Linked DNA regions of Homo sapiens: region 2 is linked to region 1. A link is an interaction called in ENCODE POLR2A ChIA-PET data of the cell type or tissue named here. Cell type or tissue: MCF 10A. All regions are shown on one strand.

Region 1 (8,000 bases):
AAAACAAAATTCCAAAAAATCTTACTTGATATTCATATGATTCTACAAAGATTTTTTATACCATTTAGAATTTTTTTTTTTTTTTTTTTTGACACAGAGTTTCACTCTGTCACCCAGGCTGGAGTGCAATGGCACAATCTCGGCTCACTGTAACCTCAGCCTCCTGGGTTCAAGCGATTCTCCTGCTTCAGCCTCCCGAGTAGCTGGGATTATAGGCATGTGCCACCACACCTGGCTAATTTTTGTATTTTTAGTAGAGATGGGGTTTCCCCATGTTGGCCAGGCTGGTCCTGAACTCCTGACCTCAGGTGATCCAGCCGCCTCAGCCTCCCAAAGTGCTGGGATTACAGGTGTGAACCACCACACCCAAACCCATTTAGATTTATACCAACGCAGGTTTAGGAAAATTTTTTACTGGAGGTTAAATAGGGCAAATCCAGTCATCACAGATACCCCTTTAATTATTTGATAATTTTAATTTAAAAGATTTTTATTTATAAGATTTATATACCACATGTTCTCACTCAGGTGGGAGCTTAAAAAGTGAATCTCATGAGGTAGAGAGTTGATTCGTAGTTACCAGAGGCTGAGAGAGGGTGGAGGGAGGAGAGAATGAAGAGAAGTTGGTTAATGAGTAGGAAAATAGTTAGCTAAAAGGAGTAAGTTCCAGTGTTCCACAGCACAGTAAGGTGACTATAGGACTATAGTTAGCAACAATGTATTGTATAGTTCAAAATAGCAAGACTAGAAGAATTGGAATGTTCCCAACATAAAGAAAAGATAAATGTTTGAGGTTATAAATATCCCAATTACTCCAATTTAATCATTATATATTGTATGCATGTATCAAAATATCACATTACCCCCAAAATACCTAAAACTATTACATATCAATTTTTTTAAAAGATGTGTGTCATAAAGGAGTCCAATTCCTCATCTGGCCACCAAGAGCAAGGGTTTCCTTGCATAGTGTGAAAAAGAAAAGATATTTTCTTAGACAACAGAATCAAGGAATGATTGGCAGTAGGAGGTCAATTCTTTTTACCTAACCAGTGACCTACTCATTACTCAATAGTAAACAACCAACTAATACTACACAGTGTTCTGAGGCAAGATCTGCATACACTGATTGGAACTAAAATCATTACCAGATTAGATCAGCTCAAATTCCAATGATTAGTCCCATGTCACTAATAATATAAACTCCAAGTTTCCAAATGAGCCAACTGGTAACATTTATGAATGACTGGGGAAAAAAAATCCAATTCTTACTGCAATGATTCATACACCTGGGAATGAATAATTGACCAAGAGGCAGAGTTAACTGGAGTCAATGTGAAAATATTTACTCCTGAATTTGGCTCTCCCTGTTATATCATTTTTCACATAGTTTTACACTCTGTGATTATATGTACCACTTGCCTAAAGCTATCAAAGAAAAGTTTCATAGAAAAGAAAAAATATGTAAATTTAGAATATGCTGAGTCCTTATATTTATATACTGATCTATAACAGTCTAAGAATATCTCATTCATATAGTAAGTAACATAGTGACATTATTTATTAATTCCCATCTAATCCTACAAAGAATTTGAGATAGCTTATGAGAAATGCATATGTTAAAAAAGAAAACTAGGACTTACAGCCAAAGAGTATAAATTAGGGTAGTAAATGAAGAATGTGGCCAGGATAAAAGAAAATGGAATAGAATTCAAAATGGAGACCATGAAGTCTTACACAGTAACTACAGTTCAACAGGGAATTTGATTTTGTGCTTTATAGCAGCAAAGGTGAAAACGTAAACATGATTAGTTATATAATTTTCCATCGGGAACAAACATTTGCACTTCTTCAGGGAAGCAAAGTTCTTTCCTATCACTTACTATGAAAAAGTTGCTCTTCGAAACACTGAAAGATATGACGGAAAAATCTCCCAACAGCATCCCTATAGCAAAAAAGGGCATAGAGCTGTTTTATATGCTGTCCCTAATTAAATCTGAACTTTGCAATAGAATCAAGATAATATGGCCCAGGCATGCAATTTTTCAAGAGACATAGTAGATTGAGCAAGAGATTCTAAAGGGCTACGAGTCTAATAGTGTAGTTTGATTCAGAGATTATCAGCAGTGAAGTACAAAAACAAAAATAAAAATAGCCAAAACTGTGATGTTTCTAAGTTTCCACCTCACCTCCCTTCTCTCTTTGAGCAAGTTCCTGGCCACCGTCATCTATCTCACAGCCTCCACTCCCATGCCCTTAGTTAACACCTCTTCTAACTCAGAGCTAAAATCCCATTTTCATTTATTTATCTGATACTCATACTTCAATGTCTCACCAGCGCCATTAACTCCGCAAGTTTCAAACTAATCTAAGTAGTCTGTCCTCCTAAATCTATTTTTTTTCTGCCATCCCAAGTTTGTCACAGAAATCCCATCTTCCCAGTCATCTGGGCTTACATTCCTGGAGTCACACTCTTCCCCTTCTTCTCCCTAACTTTCCACATCTCATCAGTAGACTGCCTTACTATTCCTACCTCCACAGGGACCCATCACATTTTCTCTAGCCCCAGGGTCACCATCCTAGATCAGAACGCCATTACCTACGGGCCTTCACAGTAGCCTCCTCAATACTCTCTCAGCCACCTCTCTCCCCATTCCAACTTATCTTATATACTGCTGTAAGAATAATATTCCTAAGGCTGTGACTGTGTCAGTTTAGTCAAAAACCTTCATCGCATTTCCTCTGCTCACCTGAAGCAAGCTGGTATTTCAGGCCTAACCCGAAAGGCTTTCTCCCTCACACACACACTTGAACTTGCCAAAAGTCTAACTACTCCCAAAATAAGCTGTATCTTTCCATTTTTGCTCATTAGTAATACAACCATACAATACCCTTCCCTTCATCTCTGCATGTTAAAAGACCAGGTTTAAATGGTACCTCACCCAGGAAGCACTTTCTAGTCCTCTCAGCAAAAAGTAAGCACTTCCTCCTCTCTCCCTCCCCCTGCACTTGACTAGGGCTGTAATTCCAGAGAGTAATCATCACATCTTATCAATCTCTCTCCTGTCTAGCCTAGACTTCTGACTGCTTCAACCTTACCATCCTAAACACACTTCTGATCCTGTCAGCACAGTGCCTAGTCATCCCTCAGTTTCCTCATGAGGATATGCAAGGCTCTCCACAGTTGGATTTACCCAGCACACTTTGTTCATACATTGATCACTGCACAAATGGAATCACACTGGAGTTACAAGTCCATCTCCTCCAGAGCAAAGACCAAGTCTTAACTAATTTTTGCAATCTAATACAGCCACCCAGTCACTCTCTGCAGACCATCTGACTTTAATTCTCTGAAGAGCAGGTCTTTTCCTGCTTACATATTTATTGTCTGTCTCTTCCTCACTCACCCAATGAGAATAGGAACCTTGCTTGCTTTGTTCACAACTATATTCTCAGCACCTAGAACAGTGCCTGGCACACAGCAGATCATCAAAAGTTCAGGATGAATTCATGAATTCATGACTAGATGAATGATTCCTAGTGTCTACCTCAGTCCTAGCACAACATAGGTGCCAAGTAAATATTTGCTCAATGAATGAATCTTGTCTTATACGAAAGTTATTTTCACACATATTTTAAAAGCTCTGTGAGTTGGTGATCTTGATAACCTGTCTGGCACCTAACATAATGCTTTACACATACTAGGCCCTTGACAAATTTCTATTAAATTGGATTGCTAGTTCAATAAAGGCTCAAGTAATTTACTAACTTATCTTCCAAATCTGAATTTGTCTCATATTTTCAATAAAGAGGAGTTGCATTATTTCTTATGGCACATAATGCCTCTCTTCCAGAGGAAAGGCTGTACTACAGAGTAGTTAAGGTCACCAGCTTTGCTTTAGAGATCTGGATTCAGAACCCAGCTCTGTCACTGGTTACCCATATGACTTTGGGCAACTATTTAATCTCTCTTCACTTCAGCTTCCTCCTTAAAAGATTAGTAAACCTGCCATACAAAGCAGCCAATTTCCTTCACAGCTAAATGATCCATCCTGAATCCTTTATTATCCTTTCTTTAACCAGTTTTAAATTGTTCAACTCATGTCAGAATATTTCAATACATTTTGCTTGAACTTGAATGGGTCATTATTTAAAATAGTAGGGGATTATGTTTAGAAAGTATTAATTCTCATTAACTTTTCATGACCTTACAGCATTGCAGTGCTCATCCAGTGAACACAAGTGACTTTAGAACATTACTGCCCTCATACCTAAGACTTCCTGAAGCCACAGCAAAATAATTTCCCAAAGTGGCACTATCTCACACAGAAAAGTAATTCTCTTTCCCTTAACACTTGACACAGGAAATGGCACGACAGTCAGGTAAGTGATAAGAACATGAACTGTACCTATTAAATACATTACAAAATAACATGACCCCAGCTTAAGAATGATTTTTTTAAAAACAATAATAATAAGGGGCTTAATGCAAATGTAAGCGCATCATCTCAGTCAAAATGCATTTGACATTATTCAAATCCCTCTGGGGGACAATTGCATTTGGAGGTAGGGAGTGGCGGGCCAGGGCTCACAAGGATTAACTCACTGATTCAGGTTAGAGCTTGCGACTCAACCACAGTCAGGATTGACTGAGATTCACACAGATGGGCAGAAAACATAGTGAGTCTCCTGCACAAACACTGAAAGGCCTTTTCCACCAGGCTTATTTACCAAAAAAGCAGTGGCCTGCTAAAGAAGATATTTATCCTAGAAGCAGTCTTTAAAAGATCAAATTCAAAAGATGGTTCTCTCACAAATCTTATTATTGCTAGGCACAAAAAAATGTATTTGCATAAGTAAATATAGTCAGCACTGAAGCAGTATGAAAATGTAAGCTTTTACTGGCAAGTAGTCAACAAAACAAAAAGCAAATGAAAGCTAAACCTCTGTTGCTCAGGTGCAAACAAGAATACTAGAATAAAAGGTCAATAGAACTTTTGTTACTGCCCGTGTAAACTAAGGCTTCCTACCAAAATGTTAGGCTTACAGAGCCGTCTACTATACTGAAAGCATCGTATCATGTTGATTTGAGTGCATTTTCTCAAAGGTAAGCAAGTGAAAAGTATAGTCCTGAGGGTCAGCTGAATGGAGCTGTGACAAATATCCTGCTGGAAGGTAATCTTCAATAGCTGCTGTTATCAGTTCAGTATATCCAAAAGTGTTCCCACAGATTAAAAGGCAAAGACATATATGTGTTATTTTAGACTCAATTACTCCTACTTAAAATCAATGCCAATTTAAGCTATTGGAGAAAGGTATAACACACAGTAAATTTCTTCCAAAATCAGAAAGTAAAAGGGCAGTACCTAGTACAAAAAAGGATAAGTGCTGGCAGCTAAGTCAATGAAAATATTGAATAAATAATCTTGAATAGTAGAACTTGGCAAGAATCCCTGATGCTTTTCAATGAAAGAATGTGGTCCCAGTTCTGTGATCTTTCACACTAACAGGGACTGTTCTTAAGCATAGAACTCAACACCTGGGAATGTAAGGCACTTTATAAGTGTTAACTCAACTCCCTGTTACATTCCTTTCTAGTAAAAAACAAATTCTGCAAGATTTATTTCGACCATGGAGGATGAAAAGCACAAAGATGAAGTGAATGACTTAAGAAGGTAAAACACATCCCTCCACCTCATAACCAGAAGCAAAACTGAAACATCCTTACTTCATGAAGAGAGGCTTTGTGAAAGATTTTAACAGAAACAGCAAAACCCACACATCCAGAGGAGCATTAGCCTCTTCAAAGACAACACACTTCTTATTATAAAAATGCCCACCAATGCTCTAAACATTTTAGGAACAATTCTTTTAGGACTGCCTTCATGCATATAACATTCCTTTGAAATTTTCAACTGTGGCAAATTTGGTTATTTGAAAGTGGAATTTGGTATCTGTAAGCTGGAAAGTACATTTAGAAAATGAAGAGAATCATCAAACTGATTTTTTTTTTTTTTTTTTTTTTTGAGATAGAGTCTCACTCTGTCGCCCAGGCTGGAGTGCAGTGGTGCGATCTCGGCTCATTGCAACCTCCGCCTCCCGTATTCAAGCAATTCTCATGCCTCAGACTCCTGAACTGCTGGGACCACAGGCACATGCCACTACACCTGGCTAATTTTTGTATTTTTAGTAGAGACACAGTTTCGCCATATTGGCCAGGCTGGTCTCCAACTCCTGGCCCCAAGTGATCCACCCACCTTGGCCTCCCAAAGTGTCAGGATTACAGGCATGAGCCACCGTGGATATTATTTTTAATCAAAAGGATAAGTGCTTTCATCCTTTATGTGGCTTGTAAACTACTTCTAAAGACAATTCTTTAGAGTTGCTCCAAAATTCCTTTCTAACAACAGCAGCTATGAAATAAGGAGGTAACCTCCCTAGATGATTTCTTTGAAGGGCACGTTTCACTTTTTACAATGTCTTTGGTATTGGTATTGTGTGTGCGCTTAATTAACTAGATGATGGCCATATCTAATTCCATTCTTTCATGTTATTCATTCATTCAACAAATATTTATGGTGTACCTAATCTGTACTAGGTACTGAGCTAAGTGTTGGGGAAACAATGGTGAACAAAAACAGGCGAACTGCCTGCCTTCATGAAGTGTACAGCCAGGTGGGAAAACAATTTATGTAAGCATATAAATTATAACCAGTAAGTCTAATGGGAAAAAAAGATACATAGTGATGTAAATGCCTATAATAGTGAGACCCAAACACTATGAACAAAACAAAACAGGCGAACTGCCTGCCTTCATGAAGTGTACAGCCAGGTGGGAAAACAATTTATGTAAGCATATAAATTATAACCAGTAAGTCCAATGGGAAAAAAAGATACATAGTGATGTAAATGCCTATAATAGTGAGACCCAACTAGGGTAAAGACTTCCCTAAGGAAATGGAGCCTGAGCTAAAGATAAATAGGAGTTAACTAAGCCAAGGTGGCTGAGGTGGAGATGTATAAAGATGATGTGGGAGGGGGAGGAATGGTGTTCCAAGTATGGTCAACAGTGTGTGCAAAGGCTCTGCAACTTTTTAAAAGAGAAAAACACATTAAAAGAAATGAAAGAACGACAGTGGTCCTCAAGTATTGAGAGTTAGTGAGAGAGTATCATGAGATGAGACTGGAAAGACAGTTGGGGAGCCTTGCACGTATTAAGGATCTTTATTTACCCTTACAGTGATTAAACAAAAAAGCCCCAAAAGGATTTTAAAATGGGAAGGAGGGTGCTGGAGGGAGAATGACATGATGAAATCTACATTGTTTAAATATTACTAAGGGTGAGGTAGAAGAGAGTGGCCTGGGGAGAAGCAGGAAGACCAGTTAAGAGACGAATGTAGTAACACAGAAGAGAAGGTAGTATTAGTAAAGATGGAGAGAAATGAATGAATTTGAGCAATATTAAGGATATAAAATCAGTTTCATTATTTACTTAGAGATAATGCTTTGGTTTTGCCAAAGAGTTCCTTAATTATTTGCAAACTGAAAACCATCATACAAATGTTAGGGTTCTTTTTCAATCAGCCTTCCGCATCATATTTATGGTATTTCTAAAGCATATTTTTGACAAAAATGAAAAAGCAGCAAAGAGAAAAATGAAACTCAAGATGTATCTCATTTTATGTAAAAATGTGTGTTCCTGAAAAATTGTGTTATACCTGGGCAATAAAACAACATATACCTTCAGAAATATTCCTGAATAAACATTACTTCTTTGCACAAAAGCATATACTATAAAATGCAAAACAGATTACCATGATACTATATCAAGTGAAATACAAACCACTATCTTGATTATTTCCATACATCATTTCTCCTTTATTATAGGGTACATAAATTGGGTGATTTTATAACTCTAAAAGGATGGCATGGCTCAGAAATTTAATAATCACCATCGAGTTTCATAATAAACCATTTAGTAAGCAACTGGAATGCCCAAG
Region 2 (8,000 bases), 110 kb before region 1:
TGAAGGTGAGACATTTTTCAAAGCAGGTTTCTTTTTCAATTTTTTTAATAGGGAAATTTTAATTCAAAATAATTCTTATAATCAACTAGTTACATCCTTTGTTCTTTGTTAAGGACAAGAGGAGGGATATAGATAGGTTATTCTGAAAACTAAGAAGGATAAGGAGGCTGGGGGAGGTGGCTCACACCTGTAATCCCAGCACTTTGGGAGGCTGAGGCCGGTGGATCACGAGGTCAGGAGATCGAGACCATCCTGGCTAACATGGTGAAACCCCATCTCTACTAAAAATACAAAAAATTAGCCGGGCGTGGCAGTGGGCACCTGTAGTCCCAGCTACTCGGGAGGCTGAGGCAGGAGAATTGCTTGAACCCGGGAGGCAGAGGTTGCAGTGAGCCGAGATCATGCCATTGCATTCCAGCCTGGGAGATAGAGCGAGACTCTGTCTCAAAAAAAAAAAAAAAAAAAAAAAAAAGAAGGATAAGGAAATATTTTGCCTTGGAAATTTTAGTCAATCTTATTAGCAATATGGGTGGATATGAATTTAACATGTATGTTCTGCCTTGAAACTACTAGTTTTTTATGGCTTAATTAACACAATATCAAAGAAAGATTAAACTGCAAAAAGTCATTGCATTTACTTTTCATTCCACATTATCAATATGTAGAAATATTAATCCATGCTACCCAGACCTTTCTGGGAAACCAACTGCTCTTTTGGAAAATGCAAAAATAGTGAGGGCAGTGAGGACTTCCACACTTTTTGTTTTTAGACAGAGTCCCACTGTGTTGCCCAGGCTGGAGTGCAGTGGCATGATCACAGCTCACTAAAGCTTTGCCCTCCAGGGCTCAAGTGGTCCTCCCACCTCAGCCTCTCCAAGTAGCTTTGCAGGTGCACACTACCACACCTGGCTAATTTTTGTATTTTTTTGTAGATAGGGGGTCTCCCTATGTTACCCAGGCTGGTCTCAAATACCTGGGCTCAAGACAAACTCCTGCCTCAGCCTCCCAACTTCCACACCTCTGAACCTGCAGAGCAAGGCTGTATTAAGATGACAGCTCAGAGAACTGGTTCCAGAGGCAAGATTAAGTCAAGCTGAGCCAGCTTCCATGGATTTCCTTTTCTCAATACCATGGCAGAAGAGGGGAAAGGCCACACAGCCAGACACTGCAACTACCACCTAAACCCATAACCCCTAAGAATCCTATTTCCAAGCACAAAGCACTAAACAGCATCACAGAGTCTGAGGTCTCGGTCTGTGAGGGACAGGCCATATTTCAGGTCCCCATCTTCACACTCCCTCCAGTTGATCTTAAACAGTGGCACCTGGGAAGCTCTAAGCAGGAAAAGGAGAAATTAAATAATGACAAAGTTGGACTGTTTGGTGAGGTTAATCAGTATCCCTGTATCTTAGACCCAAAGTGTTGAAAACATTGATTATTTTGGTATATGGTCATAAGCTGCACCTCCAAGTTTGGGCAGCTATGTCTCACTGTAAGTGAAGCCAGATCGGGGTCAATGGGTTAAGGTAAGTGAAAAACAATGTGACATAGTGAAAACAATCAGAGCTTGAAAACAAGAAACATAATACTTATTCTGCTCCCAACCAGCTATACGAACTTGGACAGTTACTTCACTACTCTGTGTCTCACTTTATCTTCAAAATATGGAGCTTTAGTAAATGATTTTGTCCCGTGTCCTCCAGTTTCTGAATCTTAGAATTCTACAAATCCCACCACATCACTATTGAAAATTAGCCAAATAAGTACTCAGGGAGTACCATGTGCTTATTGCCCTAAGCACTTTGGTTCAACGCAATTTGAGCCATGACACTTGCCCTAGATCATCTATCACGTTAGCAAAGATGCATCAAAATTTTCACAATCAATCAGTGCCTTGAAACACCCTAGAGTTTTCCACTACAGAAGTAATAAATAGATACAACCTACTGAAAGGCAATTTTGCAAACATACCAGAAGTCTTTTTTAAGCCATAATCTTTGATCCATTTAATTGTAGAAATGTTTCTAGTTATAAAAAATTAGAAGGAAACAATATGTCCACTACAGTCTAAATAACAAATTAAATTGTTTGCATTCATTATAATGGTGACTTAGATTATTTAATGACAGGCAAATGCTCACACTATAATATTAAGCAAAAAAAGCAAGATGCAAAATTATATACATGGTATGATAATAATTATGTATAATGTGTGTACGTATAATGCCCTATATTGTGAAAGATATATGTATAATATTTACAAATAAGTTCAGGAACACAGATAACCTGTGAATAGTAGTTATCTCCAGGTGTATTGTATGCTATTCTTTGGTGTCTCCATATTCCAAATTCTCTATTATAGCATTCAATAATTATAATCAAAGAATTTTTTCATATATATACAGGACTGCAGGATACAAAACAATGAAGGCTTTAGCTTTTCTATGCCTATTACATGCATTAGGAGTTCAGAAAGCCATCCCTATGGGCTGGTGGTGAGGGGCTAAGCATACAGTTTTGGAGGGGGTTCACTTTACAGCATGTTTATCATACAAGGAGAATTTAGGTTTACAGTACAGTGCTTAAGAGCACAGACTCTAGAGCTGGATTTCCTAGGTTCAAATCTTAGCCCTGCCACATCTGCTGGATGAGGTTAAGCAAGTCACTCCACCTCTGTGCCTCAGTTTTCTCATCTATAAAATGGGGTACCAGTTCTTTCTTCATGGAGTTATTGTAAGAGCTAAACAAATTCACATAGGAAAGAGTTTCAGAACAGTGTCTATCTGACACATAGTAGCAATACATAAGTGCTAACATAATTATTAGAAGGGCATTTTAGGCAACATAATAACAATAGTAGTTCACCCTTTTGCTAAATTCTTACTGTGTCAGATACATAACACAACTCACACCTCAGAAGTATATGAAGGATGGGCTAGCATTATGCCCAATTTATAGATGAGAAATCTAAGGCACAGAGAGGTTGCCTTCCTGAGGTAAGTGGCTGAACCAGCATTTGATCTCAAGCAAATCTGCTCCCCCATGCTCTTAACCATGGTGCCATGCTGTAGGGAGCGGAAAACAAGCTTATTTCCCCCAGGGAAGACAACTGACTTTTGAGGAGCAGGAACTGCCACTGACAGAGTTCATGGAACCGAGTAATGACAGCCAGGCAAGGGAGTCAGGGGCCAGTTCATGAGGCAACTGGGAGCTCATAAAGAATTCTGAGCATAGTTATTGTAGGACAAAAGAGGGATGTAAGGAAATGAGTCTGGCAGATAAACATGGGATAAGTTGGCATGAGGCAAACGAGGCTGTTGAGAGAGAGAGAGAATACTGCAGGTAAAGCAGGTAGTACAGTGATGAGGGACTAAGCCAGGTGATAGCAAAGAGAATATAGAGTGGGACAAATCAAAACAACTTTGAAGGGAAAATTAAGAGAGCTTACAAATACTTAATACTGGGAATAAAAAAAAGCAGGGGATGTGGAGGGGACAAGTCACATTCCACCAAGGGCTGGACAAAAAAAGTTTCCATGTATTTTGATTTCCTTAAATGTTGTTTTGTGCAATTACTTATTTTTAAAGCATTGTTTAAAAACCTAACCAAGAGCAGCACAAAACAGAGCACCACACACACAACACTGTGTTGTAGAAAAAACTGGGTTCTCGTCACACAACCAGGAAAAGTTAGCCACACACACACTTTGAAGGGTGAAGGGGAACAGAATTTACTGGGCAAAAAAGAAAAAAAAGAAAACCTCTCAACAAAGTGAGAGAGGTTCCTCTTAACAGGAAAGGAGAGGCCAGGCTCCTCCCCACTGCAAATGGTGTGAACTTCCCAAGGCTCCAACCCATCCTCCCAGTGCACAGGCCAGTCAGAGATTCTCCAGGGACCCCTTTTTACTTGGCTGTCTCAATTGTACTCTGCATAAGCAATGCTTGATGACCGAAAAGGCGTACTGTAGTAAGTGACAAAAGTGTAATTAGCAAGGAATCATGGAGCATGAACATCTATTGTGTAAAGGAGCAACTATTTACAAAATCAAGATAAAAGAACCCACTAATGGCTACTACCGACAGAGCCCAGGTCTGATAACATCTCCCAGCATAAAGGCACACTGATTTACCCCTTGTTTTAAAGAAGCAGCCAGAGCTTGCCAACAAAAATATGTGATTGATCTAATTAGCTCACTGAACTGAGGAAAACAGTGTGCCAAAATCATGTGTACTCACAGATTACTCCTTCCAGGACAAAGCAGTGTTGCATAAAAGCCTATCCTTCAACTTAAACGTCACACTCATTAAAAGGGACGAAACCCAGCAGTACTTGGCATGCAGGAGCTTAATGAATATTATTGGATGTTGATGACACAGACATGAGTCTCAAAAGAATGAGCTCTCGTGATGGAAAAGAGAAAGAAACATAAAGGACTGTAAAAATGTATATGCAGTGGCTAAACTCCAATTACCAGCTCAGGCCAGGCAATTTTACTCCATTATGCCTGCATTAACATTCCCACTCTCAACTTAATGCTTTATTAACCTAACTGATAATGTCCCTCTTCACTCAGGGTTATTAGCAAATACAAGTCTGTTGAGACTGGCAAACCAGTTCATTCATTCAACAAATATTCCTGGGTACTTACCATCACAGGTAATAAACAATGATCTCTAGTCTTTTTGTTACTAATGCAAGAGAGGGTCTAAAAACTAGTGTAGCATATCTTAAAAAAAGTCCTTAATGGGAAGAGATGAACACCCTAGAGAAAAGTAACAACACTAGCTTCATCAAGTAGTCTGCTGATGACTCACTGGTTAGCTTTAGGAGGTACGTACATACTCAAAAAGCACGAGGATATTATTCTACTGTGTCTCACTCATGGACTGGAGCCAAAGTCAAGATAAGGAAAATTTTTATGTAGTTGTTTATCCAAGTTGTCTTGTCTGTTCTACCTTCAACATCACTGCCTCGGGGGAACATTGGACCAGGAAGCCATAGAAGCTCATGCTCCTGGAGCCCTGAGAAGTCTGGGAATAACCTAAGCAGCAAAGCAGCTGCCTGACTCAGGAGAGCAAAACACACCCAGAAAATACAATGGGAGCAGAACAAAGATTTGGCCATATAAGCTGACTGTTAATATTTTTTATTTTCTAAACTTATTTTTACCACTAGGATTTTATATAAGAAACTCTTTATCAGTTCATGTCTGAAGTAAGGATAGTTTATTATACCCAATTTTACTGCTGTAGAGTATTCTGAACACCTTTGAGCTTAAAAATGAATCACTTTATATTGAATAAGCACCACTTAATGAGAAATTTTTCACAGGAAGATAAAATGTCGATTTTACCATTTTATGAAATGTATACTTACTTATATTTAAGTATTTGAAAAGCTAAAACTAGGTAGAACTAAGGTATAAAGTGAAAGGATCAAACTTAAAAAAATATATGAGGTATTTCTGGATAGTCCGCTTTTGAAAGCACTGTTTTCTGTAAAAAGAGATCCTCTTCCCAAGTTGGCTGCAGGCTAGTCTTGGTCAACTACTCTATTTTATTAGCAATATAGCTCTGTGGGATGGAACTACAGAAACTCTATTGCAACTGGGATGATGGTTTGTAGATTAAGAGAAAATACCATTTAAGGTACATAATCATTTTAAAAAATGACACATATGTTCCTATCTTAAATATTTAATCATGAAACTTAAAAAAGCAAATTTATTTGCCAGCATTTTCACATAGGCCAAGGCTATTTCTTTAAGTACAGGTCTGCTGATTGAAGGTCAAAGTTGTCTTTCTTGCATAAACCTAACTTCCCATTTAGGTTACTTGAAGTTGAGAAGAACCTCAGTATGAATCAATTCAGTGCAGAATCCTTCCATATTTTAAACATCTTTGCCAATCATTTAGAGTTCTCTCTTCCACATCCAATTTGACACCAATATCTTATGGCAAGTTGCCTTTAGTCTTTCCAATTAATTCAACTTCATCAAAATAAACAATTTCCTTTTCACACACATATTTCATCAGTATACTTGTTATTTAATGAAACTATGTAATTACTGTAACAATGCACACAACTCAGCAGTGGGAGGAAATGTTTGGAACCTTGAGCACACATGGGAAATAGCCTACCAGACAGGGCACTCAGCAGGGAGTGGGCATGAGAGTCAATGTACTTTCCAGAGAGAATGGAAAGCACTGGTAAACCAGGGAACCACATAGATTGGTTAAGAGAACGTCCACTGTATTTTTTTTTTTTTTTTTTTTTTTTAGACAGAGTCTCCCTCTGCCACCCAGGCTGGAGTGCAATGGTGAGATCTCAGCTCACTGCAACCTCCGCCTCCCAGTTTCAAGCTATTCTCCCGCCCCAGCCTTCCTAATAGCTGGGATTAGAGGCACCCACCATCATGCCCGGCTAATTTTTTATTTTCACCACGTTGGCCAGGCTAGTCTTGAACTCCTGACCTCAGATGATCCACCTGCCTCAGCCTCCCAAAGCGCTGGGATTACAGGTGTGAGCCACTGTGCCTGGCCACGTCTACTGTACTATAAAAAGAAGTCAGTTGTATTCTCAAAAGCTAGTCTCTAACTTAAAACAGTAACTTTAATCATGGTTATTCTTGCTTAAAAAAGTATCAGTTAAGTCTCTCAGAGAGGGAATATCTGTGGCTTTCTGCCACATCCTTTGGGGGAGAAGTGCTACAGAGTCATCGTTTTTGAAAAAGGAAGCATATACTGCTATCTATATAGCCTAAGGTTATCCCCAGAGTTTAATTTGCAATATTTACACTGGACAATAATCCCTAATAGAACGGCTGGTAGAAAAAATACTGGCCTTGAGCAGCACACTTACAAGAAAATTGACAAAGAGATTTGCAAATTTATATTCTCCCTCCCAACCTCACCTAAAGACACTGCTCCATACCTATGTAAAACTATTACAAATTGGCAGCCAGAATACTGAATCCAGCCCACAGATTTATGTTTTATTTTCATCTGGAGACCTTTGAATATAACATTCATGCTCTAGTTTGTCATAGAACTCATCACATTCTATGGTCTCACATCCGCCTGACCCCAGTGTGCATGCCACTGAGCCAGCTAGATACACAGTTCCGCCATAACTTGACTCTGTATAGAAAGTTTGGTTAGTTTCTGGCAACACCAGAAGTGTTCTTAGAGAGGAGGTATGCGCTTTTGCAGAAGTACCCAACCACATCTCTAAAGAAAGACTAGAGAGCTCACTTACCATGGAGAAATAGTAATGGCTCAAGGTAACTATTCAAAAACTTTAGCATTCCTAAGAACCATGTGGGAATCTTTCTGAAATGCAATTCCTAGGGCCCTATCCCTTCAGATTCTGATTTGGAAGGTCTGGGAATGGAAATCCAGGAATCTGCATTTTAAAAAGTACTTCAGGTGACAGGACAGATGCAAGAGGTGAAATAATAAAAATGTTAACAACTATGAGCAGTTACCAGGCCCTATACCAAGCACTTTACATGTAACAACTTAATCCTGGAACAACGCTATAAAATGGGTACTATTATTATTATCCTCATTCTACAACTGAAGAAATTGATGAAAGGAGAGATTAAGAAACATGCCTGTGCTTATACAACTAGTAAGGGGAAGAGCCAGGATGAAAAACCAGGCCATGAGGTTAAAGAGTTCACCCTCAACCATCTCCTTATACTCCACTACTACTATGGTCTAAGGGAACGTTCTCAACATGAAATACAAACCCCTCAAAGTTTGCTGCTTCTGACTCAGTTAAAGTCATTTATCCCTTACCCATGAATCCCCACTGTCACATTCACCACCATCCTTCCTGGTCAGGATGAAGAGTTCTTTTACATGTTACAATTACAGAAATTGTGGAAGAATTGGCAAAAGAGGCTATGACTGGGATGAATGCCAAGACTCAGATGCCCCTATTCTGAAGCAGGATTGCAACATTTCAGAAAAGCTCTGACAGCCTGAAATAAAAGA

What was found. Peaks named below come from ENCODE experiments on the same cell type or tissue, not always from the same donor. Only the 100,000 strongest peaks of a DNase experiment are listed, where the experiment ranks them.
Region 2: POLR2A ChIA-PET joins it to region 1 with 11 read pairs; 3 of 35 experiments call an interaction of 5 or more read pairs at or near these places.

Annotation. Positions count from the first base shown.
Region 1 is chr4:151,427,875-151,435,874 of GRCh38, reverse strand. All of the region lies in intron 1 of FHIP1A (FHF complex subunit HOOK interacting protein 1A), which reads right to left. Among named protein-coding and RNA genes, the nearest start is that of FHIP1A, 23 kb to the right of the region's middle. In MCF 10A, no CTCF peak of the experiment used is centred here; no DNase peak of the experiment used is centred here.
Region 2 is chr4:151,537,842-151,545,841 of GRCh38, reverse strand. The region is part of intron 3 of FHIP1A (FHF complex subunit HOOK interacting protein 1A); the gene reads right to left. Among named protein-coding and RNA genes, the nearest start is that of FHIP1A, 130 kb to the right of the region's middle. In MCF 10A, no CTCF peak of the experiment used is centred here; DNase peaks (open chromatin) are centred at 4,281, 4,921 and 7,921.